3 separate regions of the Homo sapiens genome follow, and all the other regions are linked to region 1. The links are chromatin contacts, found by Hi-C or POLR2A ChIA-PET in ENCODE. All regions are on one chromosome and are shown on one strand. The core of a region is the stretch at or near the end of the contact, and the rest is flanking DNA. Distances in the headings are between cores, read along the strand shown. Region 1 has its middle 18 kb from the start of LINC00272. Region 2 has its middle 82 kb from the start of ZNF648. Region 3 has its middle 23 kb from the start of ZNF648.

The links. A loop is a pair of places that touch in the nucleus more often than their neighbours do. ChIA-PET counts read pairs that join two places held with the same protein, here RNA polymerase II (POLR2A). Pooled maps may share reads with other maps.
Region 2: a pooled map shows a loop between it and region 1 (4-fold over the local background). The contact joins two enhancer-like sites. A Hi-C loop is called at or near these places in 5 of 37 single-sample maps with no recorded cell type and 7 of 50 pooled maps.
Region 3: a loop to region 1 is called in a pooled map, with 4 times the contacts of the local background. The contact joins two enhancer-like sites. A Hi-C loop is called at or near these places in 5 of 50 pooled maps. POLR2A ChIA-PET finds 5 or more read pairs at or near these places in 2 of 52 experiments (H1 and WTC11).

Annotation. Positions count from the first base shown.
Region 1 is chr1:182,424,261-182,427,914 of GRCh38, forward strand. No RefSeq gene overlaps it. Among named protein-coding and RNA genes, the nearest start is that of LINC00272, 18 kb to the left of the region's middle. Within about 2 kb of position 2,276, at least 2 of the 41 ENCODE cell types and tissues checked have a DNase peak (open chromatin) inside an H3K27ac peak, as active enhancers do.
Region 2 is chr1:182,142,437-182,145,851 of GRCh38, forward strand. No RefSeq gene overlaps it. Among named protein-coding and RNA genes, the nearest start is that of ZNF648, 82 kb to the left of the region's middle. RefSeq lists a silencer at 938-1,114 and enhancers at 1,123-1,791, 1,792-2,459. Within about 2 kb of position 1,840, at least 28 of the 41 ENCODE cell types and tissues checked have a DNase peak (open chromatin) inside an H3K27ac peak, as active enhancers do.
Region 3 is chr1:182,083,483-182,086,688 of GRCh38, forward strand. No RefSeq gene overlaps it. Among named protein-coding and RNA genes, the nearest start is that of ZNF648, 23 kb to the left of the region's middle. RefSeq lists an enhancer at 1,841-1,890. Within about 2 kb of position 1,634, at least 12 of the 41 ENCODE cell types and tissues checked have a DNase peak (open chromatin) inside an H3K27ac peak, as active enhancers do.

The DNA.
Region 1 (3,654 bases), core at 1,026-3,525:
TCATGCCTGTAATCCCAGCACTTTGGGAGGCTGAGGCAGGCGGATCACCTGAGGTCAGGAATGGAGACCAGCCTGGCCAACATGGTGAAACTCCATCTCTACTAAATTAGCTGGGTGTGGTGGTGTGCACCTGTAATTGCAGCTACTGGGGAGGCTGAGGCAGGAGAATCGCTGAACCTGGGAGGCAGAGTTTGCAGTTTGCCAAGATCACACCACTGCATTCCAGCCTAGGCGACAGAGCAAGACTCTGTCTCAAAAAAAAAAAAAAAAAAAAAAAAGAACAAAAGATTACCCTTAAAAACTTCAGCTAGAATCAATGTTCTGAAGTCTTGGGTAGTGAATTATGCAAAGAGCCACTTTACTCAGAGCCAATTTACTTTCTTTAGACACAATGTTAACCAGTTTGCCTAACTGATTCATTCCCTACATAATAGGAGATTATAAGAAACATACTAATTGAAGAAGAAAATTCGCATTGACAGTGGAAAGAACGAGATAGCAGTCTGACAAGAGAATAAACTCTGACAAGCAGAACAAAATCCTAAAAGATCTTAACAGTTTGGGGCTAAGTGTAAATAATCACAGCACTCACCCTGTATCCTTCTCCCACCGCTCATGGTGCTCCTGTATGATGTGGGACAGGATAAGTAAGTGAGCCATAAACAATTAAAAGTTAAGTACATTCAAAATACTTTATCAAAGATGGCAGAGATGGCTCAACACACTTTAACAATATTAATGTCTAAAATGGTTTTAAGACTAAAAAACCAAAAACTATTTTCATTCCAGTTTCCTAAACAATTTGATGGCAGGTAAACTGAAGTTTCATTGTCACTAAAAAGTGATTCGTGTGCATAACGATTACTAAGCTCAGAGGACTAGCAAAAGCTTCAAATCTCAAAGTCATCATACCTCATTTTCTGGTATAATAAAGTAAATCAACAAAAACACAACTTTAAATCAACAAGATATTTCAAAAATAAATAAATATTGAGCAGAAATGGCTATTATGCCATCAAAGTATAAGTGGCACAGTATATTATATATGAAATTTTTTTTGAGACAGGGTCTTGTGCTATCAGCCAGGCTAGAGTGCAGTGGAACAATCACAGCTCACTGCAGCTGTGACTTCCCAGACTCAAGTGATGCTCCCACCTAAGTTGGTGGGACTACAGGCATGCACCACCACACCCAGCTAATTTTTTATTTTTTGTAGAGATGGGGTCTTGTCATGTTGCCCAGGCTAGTCTTGAACTCCTGGGCTGAAGCCATCCTCCTATCTTGGCTTCCCAAAGTGCTGGGAGTAAAGGTGTGAGCAATCACACCTGGCCTATGTATGATACTTTTTAAAAATTATTATTTTTTTCCTTTTTGAGACAGAGTCTCCCTCAGTCACCTAGGCTGGAGTGCAGTGCCACTATCTTGCCTCACTGCAACTTCCGCCTCCCAGGTTCAAGCGATTCTCCTGCCTCAGCCTCCCGCGTAGCTGGGGTTACAGGTGCCTGCCACCACGCCTGGCTAATTTTTGTATTTTTAGTAGAGATAGGTTTTTACCATGTTGGCCAGGCTGGTCTTGAACTCCTGACCTCAGGTGATCCGCCTGCCTTGACCACCCCAAAGTGCTGGGATTACAGGCATGAGCTACTGTGCCTGGCTAAAAAATTAATTTAGAAAAACTGGAAAACTGAAAAAGAAAAAGAAAGAAGGGATGAAAGTTCTTGTCCTGGGTCTACCAAAAGGGTGGCAAATAAGCCTTTGTGTTCCTGAAGTCTGGATCCTTCTAGTCACCCAGGAGAGAAGACAGTTTTTTTGTTTTGCTTTGTTTTTTGTTTTTTCCCTAAAATGCAAGCCCCTTCTGGTGGTACAGTACTCAAACTATTGAAGAAGGGTCAGGATGGACCTTTTGGGTTTTAGGAGATTAAAAAGCAAGCAACAGTCCACCCTGCAAGAAATCCCAGAGACTGGGAAGGGCACAAGACTGTGGGTTTGGCTGGCAGTAGATGCAATCACTCATTCTGAGCAAGACCTCAGAGGAAACAGCAAGAGCTGATGGGATCCAGTGGGTCAGAAGGCTCTGAGGCCCATGAAAGGAGCACTGGTGTTGGAGGTGGCTCAGGGTGAATGTGGTCGCTCAGAGAGCTGTCCTCCTAAAAAAGCCCCTGCTGGCTTGAGCAGGAACCAAGCTGTGGCAGCCCCTTTATTTCAGTGGGCTACAGCACTAGGGAGCTATGAAGTCAGTTCCCCATGGTAGATGAGGGTGAGAGGTGGAGGGTAAGAAGGGTGGGGACTTGTTACCATAGCAACGTCAAGAACACTATTCATGCCTCTCCCTTTTCTGAGAATGGTTGGCTATTCAACAGATTTTGAGACTGTATTAGCCGTGGGATTCTTAGAGAAAAGGGGAAATCGAGGTGGATGATGAAGGGTCCATTTCCTGACAGTCTTGGGGGCTAAAGCCAGTTTTTTCACTTCAGAAATGAGTGACATGGCCAGACACCATGGCTCACGCCTGTAATCTCAGCACTTTGGGTGGCTGAGCTTGGCCAACATGGTGAAACCCCATCTCCACCAAAAATACAAAAAATTAGCCAGGCATGGTGGCACACACCTGTAATCCCAGTTACTCAGGAGGCTGAGGCATGAGAATCACTTGAACTCGAGAGGCAGAGGTTACAGTGAGCCAAGATTGTGCCACTGCATTCCAGCCTTGGTGACAGAGTGAGACTCCACCTCAAAAAAAAAAAAAGTGAGTAACATTACTTCCGCTCAGAGAGTGTGAAAATGTTTATGTATAATTTTTACATCTGCATAGGCAGAAAATCAGGAAAAATAACTATGTACTCTCTTGCCTGATGTTCTCATAGCCAAGCTGTTGATTCTTATGACCATTCAAATGATGAGAGTTATTTTGATGCACCTGAGTCAACTTTCAGAATGACCCCAATAACTGCAAATTGTTGCTCTGGGTAATATGAAAGTTCTCACTTCTCTTGATGGGAAACTCAAGCAAGTTTCCTCTCGCAGTGGCATATTCAGGGCCCAGGCCTGATTTTCAATGTGGTGTGGCACAAGGCTGTTCTGGAACATCTTGGGCTGGGTAACTATTAATACTTGGCTAAAGCACCACAGTACCAAATCTTGTTGATGCAGGGGGACTGGTAAGACCACCTAGGAGGGACTTCATGTTCTCAGAGGCCTTAAAGTAGCAGACCCTCATCTGTTTCCCTCACCTGAGAAACTGGGCTGTCTTTTATGGGTGTGAGTCCATGGTGGAAATAATGCTAATGAGAGTGGGCAGGTACTCTTACTTATAATCTGAAAAGGGTTTAGCAGGCTAAACCTTACACTGAAAAGGGTTTAATGGGTGATTTGTCGTGCTCTAACCTTGACTTAAGTAGTTTGGATTTTCTGTACTTGGCTCTCTTATGTCTCTCCTTCCAAGGACAGGAGAAATGGAAATCCTTTTCAGGTGGCCCAGGACTCCATTCCAGTCCAGCAATGTTCTCTGATTTTTCCTGAGTATTAAAGGTTCCTGATGAGAATGGAGAGGAGGAGAGAGAGTCACACTAAGGACCCTCCTGTGGGAGGAACCTTAGCCTCCAGGAGCAGCTCTTTCCATATTGTAGAACACCCGCTCCCCACTACATGCTTACA
Region 2 (3,415 bases), core at 590-3,089, 280 kb before region 1:
CACAGCAGGCCCCTGATGAGAGCCCTGGCATCCTTGCCTTGTGCTTCTTCACCATCCCCTCCCAGATCTCACCTGGCCTCTTTGGTCCCAACTGTGTGTGTGCCTCCTCTCCTCTCTCTAGCTTCTTGCTCTTCTCTATGCCCTTTGCCTGACCCTGCCTCTCTGGTTCTGACCTTGGCTCCCCTCCTGTTTTGCAGTGAGCATTTACCCTTCAGATCATATCTGCAGCTGCCACTCTGGGCAAACTCCCTCTCCCTCAAACTTGGCCTCCATGTCCATTGGCCATAGGCTGATTTTCCCACTGTGCTTGGTCAGGCTTCATGGGTGGAATTCAGACACCAGGACTGGGCATCCTGGTCAAAACCAGGGGCAAACGCTCTCACCTGCATTCTTGGGCGGGAGGCAGGGGTCCCAGGCGGCCAAGAAACTCACCCCATAACTGAACAGAGGTGGCATGCCCACACTCCGTCCCTGGACAAGGGAAGCTCAAATTCAAATAGTATACAACATTGTGCTTCTCACATAGTAAAACCAGTCTTTCAGAAATGTGTCCTGAATTCCTAAGGGGAGGAAGGGAGAAAGATCCTCCAGAAAATAAAAAAAAAAATTCCAATAAAACGAAGTTGGTCCACTGGCAATATAGTACAAAACAAAGATCTTGGTAAGAAAACATCTCCCTGATTTTGGGGTTCCCATGAAAATAACACAGGTCCCCATGAAAATAACGTAGATGAAGCAGCAGAGAACTGACAAAGGCTGTGGAAACATGGAAAGAGTAATGATAACGCAGAAATCAGAGGTGAAGTAAAAGCACAAGTGAACCTTCACAAAGCTGGGCTAAGTGATATTAACGTAGCTGCTATTAACCAGAAATTCCCAGTCAAGTCAACCAGGCTTGGCAGTGGTGGCCACCAGAGGGCGCTAGAGTAGAGTCCGTGGGAGAACTTCAGCGGTGGCCCTGCAGGTTTGAGAGGCACCTTCCCGGAGGATGGATTTGAAGGGCTGAGGGTCCAGCAGTTCTGTGGGTTGGCGGCTCACAGGAGAAAGCATGAAGACATACTTCCATCCTCACACCCCCGAAGGTCCTTGCCTGGACTGGAAGCTAAAGAAGCGCATGCTACATTGTTTTCCTAGTGACAAAAATCCCAGCTGGCCTCTGGTTAACTTTTCAAACAAATGGCACTGATGTGATATTGGGCGAACTCTAGGTGTCACTGACCTAATAAAAAGAAAAAAGCTATTTGCTTCCCATTTTCCGATGCAGTGAGGATTTCACAGTGATCTCAAACACAGTGAAATACATAAAAAGAGCCTAGCTTAATGGGGGCACCCAGCAAATGCCCAATAAACATCTGTTCCCTTTCCTCAATAAACCCCATTTGCCTCTCAGCCTGCAGCCTCCCACACTGGTGGACCCACGTGCCCCTCAGAAGTGAAGCTTTTGGCCCCTGTAAAGCAGCAGCCCCTCTGGCCAGAGAGTCTTTTGTCCCAGAGCCTTTGTTGTTCCAGATTTCTCACTGTGAGGCCTCAGCAGCTGCCAGGGGGCCACCCCAGGAGCTGGAATCAGAGCTCAGAAAGACAGCAGTCCTTCTTCTGCTCCTTTCTGGGCCCGCATGCCCCAGCCCCACACCCAGCCTCAACCACACTGCCCTGCACACCCTCACCGTGCCCCCACTTCTCCACAATGTGTTTCTAATCTGCCCAGGAACAGTCACCAGCTCACTTTTCCTGCCTGGTCTCATTAGCGTGGCCTCTGGGCCTGGGCCTGGGTGTGTAGCCCAGAGGCTTGCACGGAGGTGATCAGATTGCAGGGAACAGTATGTTTCCCTCCCTGCCTCTGCTTGTTTTCTTCAGGGGCCAGGGCCAGCCAGCTGAGCTGTCTTCCTCTTCCCCGGCTTCTCATCCTCCCTCACACATGGTCTGACTTCAGTGGGTGGGGGGATGAGCAGAGGGTGTGACACACACGAGTGTGCATGACTGGCATGTAGGGAGTGTGAGTTGTGGGCAGGTTTCTTAAGGGGAGGCAAGGCTGCTACTACTCCGGGAAACAGGCCTGGGAGCCAGGGGGAGTGGAGGAGGAAGGCCAAGCTGGGGATTTGTACAGACCAGTTCTGGCCAGATCTCTTAAAATGTTTTGTTCTTGCATTGCTGCTGCTGCTGCTGTTGGTTTTTTTCCCCCCTTCCCTGTGCTGAGCTGTCATTTCTTAGTCCAGCCAGGCCCTTATGAACTTCTGGTTCCTCTAAACGGTAAACACCCTGGTTTTCCAGACTACACCATAGCTCTCTTTTCTTATTTGCCTTCAAAATACACTTTAAAAAAAAAAAAAAGAAAGTAGAAAATGGCAATATCAGTGATAAGGGCAGGGCATGCACTGAAAAAGAACAGTTCAATCTAACATTTATCGAGCCTGCCACCTTCCTCAGCTTTATTCTCTCCTTTCTTGTTCTTGGTAACAGCAGATAAGAAATCAGCTGTGGGTCAATACGTGAAAAATGTTCACTCTTTTAGAGTAGTATTAAAATAAATATTTTCAATGACAACATTAAGCAGTTAATAATTAAAGCATGTGCATATGTATACTTAAAAGGGGCTGGAGTCCCTTCTGTCCAAATCAAATTTTCCACAAGCGTTGGTAACAAGGTGGCTGGGAATGTTGAGATGTGAGACTGGCCTTCCAAGGATCAGGAGGGCAGCTGGTGGTGGGTCTGCTCTCTCTCATCACTCTCAGTGGCGACATCACCGTCCATCCTCCCCAGTACTAAGATCTGCTTCAGGAAAGAGCCTGAAACCAGCCACATGTATCTCATGTTGGTGAAGGAAAATCACAGTAGTGGTCCTCAGTGGGACTCTAAAATGACTTCACATCAGCCTCATTTGGTAAATGAGGAAACTGAGGCTCCAAGAGGTGATGTGTGTCACCCAAGTTTCCATAGCAGAGCTAGAAAAAGACCTTGTTCCTGGGGTCCTGGGAGAGGGTCCTACTGCCCAGCTCTGACGGATGAAAGGAAGGCTTTTTTCCATGGTACCAGCTGTTGCTATGGGCAACCCTAGAGATCACTCTGTGGGGTGTGGGATCCTTCGGGAGAGCTTGTGCTTCCATTTGGAGAGACTTCACAAAGAGGGTGTGCCATGGGGACTAACATAAAAAATCAAGAGTGGGGAGACAGAAAGAGGAAGGTCAGCAGAACTGTCCAGATTTCTACAATGCCCGCCCTTCTTAGGCAAGCTAAGCCATCTACGTGTTGGGGGCATGGTTGCTGGCCCTCCGGAAACCCCTCGGATCTGAAGAGCAGACAAGAGCATCTGTCATCTCACAGAGATGCCTTGGGATTTGAATACTTGTTTTGTCTTTGGCCTGGAGTTTTACTCTTAGAGCTCCTTGCCCAGATATTCCATGGTAACCCACTGTCATAT
Region 3 (3,206 bases), core at 384-2,883, 340 kb before region 1:
GTCCATGTTTCCTATTTTCTCCACTGTGAACTCTGTCTTTTCCCTTTCTACTAAAGGGAGGGAGAGTGCTGACACCCACCCACCGCCCTCCTGCTGTCTCCGGGCTGTTCCTCCATAGAACCTCCCTCTCCAACTGGCCAGGCCTGGTCTGTCATCTGCACAGGCCACTCCCACCACCCAAAATTCTTTTACCTCTTTCCAGTTTTCAAAATCACATTCACGAAGACTCTTCTGGTCATTCTGACCCACCCTGTGTCTCCCCCCATCTCTCACAGTACATGTGATCTGCATTCCCATAGACTCTTACAGCAGGAAAGGGCTTCGAGAGTCTATGCTCATCCTCCTCATCCTGTCACTGAAAATTAAACCAAGGTCAAGAGGACAAGTTTTTTGCTCCAAATCACTGAGAAGTGTACTGCTCTCTCTCTAATTGTTTCAATAACAGGGGCCCTGTCTTGATCTCCTTTGCACCCATGACCTATATGAATCTGCTATAAACCCTGGTACAAGAACATTGAGTTCCTTTATTTCCTCATTGTGGTTTGAACTGGTATTTCTCTACTTCTGGGACAATGTCAAGGTTCGCGAGTCCCTCACAGAGTCAAGGAGGCTGATCCTTGGGCATTTGTCCAAGTGGGTTACAAGGGTGACATCTGGGGCTCTTTCAGCCTGTATCACAGGTCTCTGGCTTCAGGATGCATCTCTGCCATTCTGAGGACCTGGGAATTCATTGTAAGGCTGACATCCAGAGCTTCCTGGCACTATGCAGACACTTCCCTCTGGGGCTTGATACTTCTCTGGGGCTCTGCGGGGACCAGGGTGGGGCAGTGGCCTGGAGTCCTCTCCCCACACTGACCCAGAGAACTGTCTACTAGGGGAGGCATCTTCCCTGCCTCCTGCTTCCTTGGGTTGCATTGCTTTGTCTCTCAAACCCAGGCCTCCCTCTTGTTTTTCACCATAGATCTGGAGGGCCCCTAAACCCTAATGATTAGCAACTGAAAAACTTGTTTTTCCTTTCTCTTAACCTTTTAAACCTGCCCAGAAATTGAGGGAAAAAAAGGTTTGTAGTCTGTCCTCTTGGGGGCAGCAAAGAGGTGCATTAAAAATGTAGCAATTAAGTTTCTATTTAAAAGGCCAGCAATTCACATCTTGCTCATCCTTTTACCTGGAATCTTCTCCATTTTTCAACTGGTTAATGCTGGCTTATCCTTCAGGACTCAGCTCAGACATCACCGCAGATAGAAGTGACTCATATTCATGAATCACCCCCACTTCTCACTCCCTTCTGCAAAAGTGGGGCTTTGCTTTATTGTCCTCTGTATTGCCAGCCCCCTCATATCAAGTGCTCCACAAACACATGCTGACTTGCACTGAATTCAAGGCAAAGTGGTGGGTAAGTGAGATCCACTTGTTGACTAGTGGCTTCCCAGGGAAGATAGACTTAAACAAGAGGCACCAAAAGAGGCGCGTGTTTGGGGGACATTCCACTTCCTAGAATAAGATATTCAAACGCAGAGCCAGAGAAGGAGGACAGGGAGGCCTCTCCCGGCTCCCTGCCTCTATTTACACCAGGCATTCAGAGTGGGGGACAGTTCTAAGACTGACCAGGAGGTGGCAGCGTTGCCCCTTGGATGAGGGACTCCCTTCAGCAGGACAGAGGCAAAGGACACCGCCTCTCTAGCTCTGGGAGGAAGTCACCAGGAGGCCTCCCCTAGGCCAGTCTCAGAGGGCCAGGATGCCAGCTGCCTTGCACACAGTAGGGATCTATAGCCATGTGTGGATCCAACGTGGTTTTGTTTGTTTGTTTTTGAGACAGAGTTTTGCTCTTGTTGCCCAGGCTGGAGTGTAGTGGTGCGATCATGGCTCTCTGCAACCTCCGCCTCCTGGGTTCAAGTGATTCTTGTGCCTCAGCCTCCTGAGTAGCTAGGACTACAGATGCCCGCCACCACATCCGGCTAATTTTTGTGTTTTTAGTAGAGACAGGGTTTCACCATGTTGGCCAGGCTAGTCTCGAACTCCTGACCTCAAGTGATCCTCCTGCCTCTGCCTCCCAAAGTGCTGGGATCATAGGCGTGAGCCACCACACCCAGCCCCACATGTTCTTATTCTAAGCTTTGCTAGGGGCTTTGCATGGGAAAGGAAGGAAGGAAGAGTGGGAGAGAGGGAGGGAGGGAGAGAAGGGACTCAGGCCTTAACCTAGAACCCCTGCATCAGAGTCTCTTGGATGGTTCCTGGGAATCCTCAGGTGATTCTGATGGAGGCAGGCACAATTCTCCCTTGTGTGACTAATTTCCCAAGGCCTCGCCTTTCAATCACAGAACTGATTTTATCCATTGTGAAAACCTAATGCAGACCCCAGCGCACGCCTCCTGCTCTCCCTCAGCTGGGAGGCTGACCGAGGTATTTTAGGCATCCCGCCAGAGATGGCTGCTAGGTTGCAAAGACAAGCAGTGCCCTCCTGGGCACAGCCCTATGCCCCCCAGTGGGCACTCCCTCTCTCCTTCTCATCCTATCTTCAGCTTTGGCATGAGTGGCTGGCCTGACACAGCCCACCTCACCCCAGCAGTGGCGCCCCAGGCTGAGCTTCAACCCAACTCTTGGGTAAGCAGCAGGGAAACTGAGGAGTATTTCACAGTTAGTCTCTGTCCCCTCTCAAACAGGCAGTATTTTCAGGAGTCCTTCGTGACATTGAGGCCTGTGGGGGACATCTTGATGTTGACTGGGGGCACACGTTGGCAGGGCTACCCCCATGTGGAAAATCTTGGCTGGGGTGGCGGGCTTTTGGTTTTAACAACAAGTGACTCAATTGTTGTCCCTTCTTCCTGCAGCCTCCCCAAGTCACTGCCCACAGATGGCCCTGGGCAGAAAGTGGTCAAAGAGAGTGAAGCCCGGGGGAGGAAAGCTCGGGTGCCCATGGCGCCCACTGGATGGCTGGCCTGGTTGGGACCCACTCTGGCGGGGCCAGCTCCTGGTGGTTCCCTGCACATCCATCCACTGTTTCCCATCTACACTCTGCCAGAAAGTCCTTCCTCTCCTGACCCCGCCATCCAAACCCTATGTGTTTCAGGAAATCATTTTTCAGATGCTACCTGGGGACTCCTGCAGCTGCTGTGCATTTTCTTGGAATCTCTCATGGAACCATGCATGATGACTGTTTCTACATCTCTGCATGGGAAGGAACTCAGGGATAGAGGGCACCCCGTTCC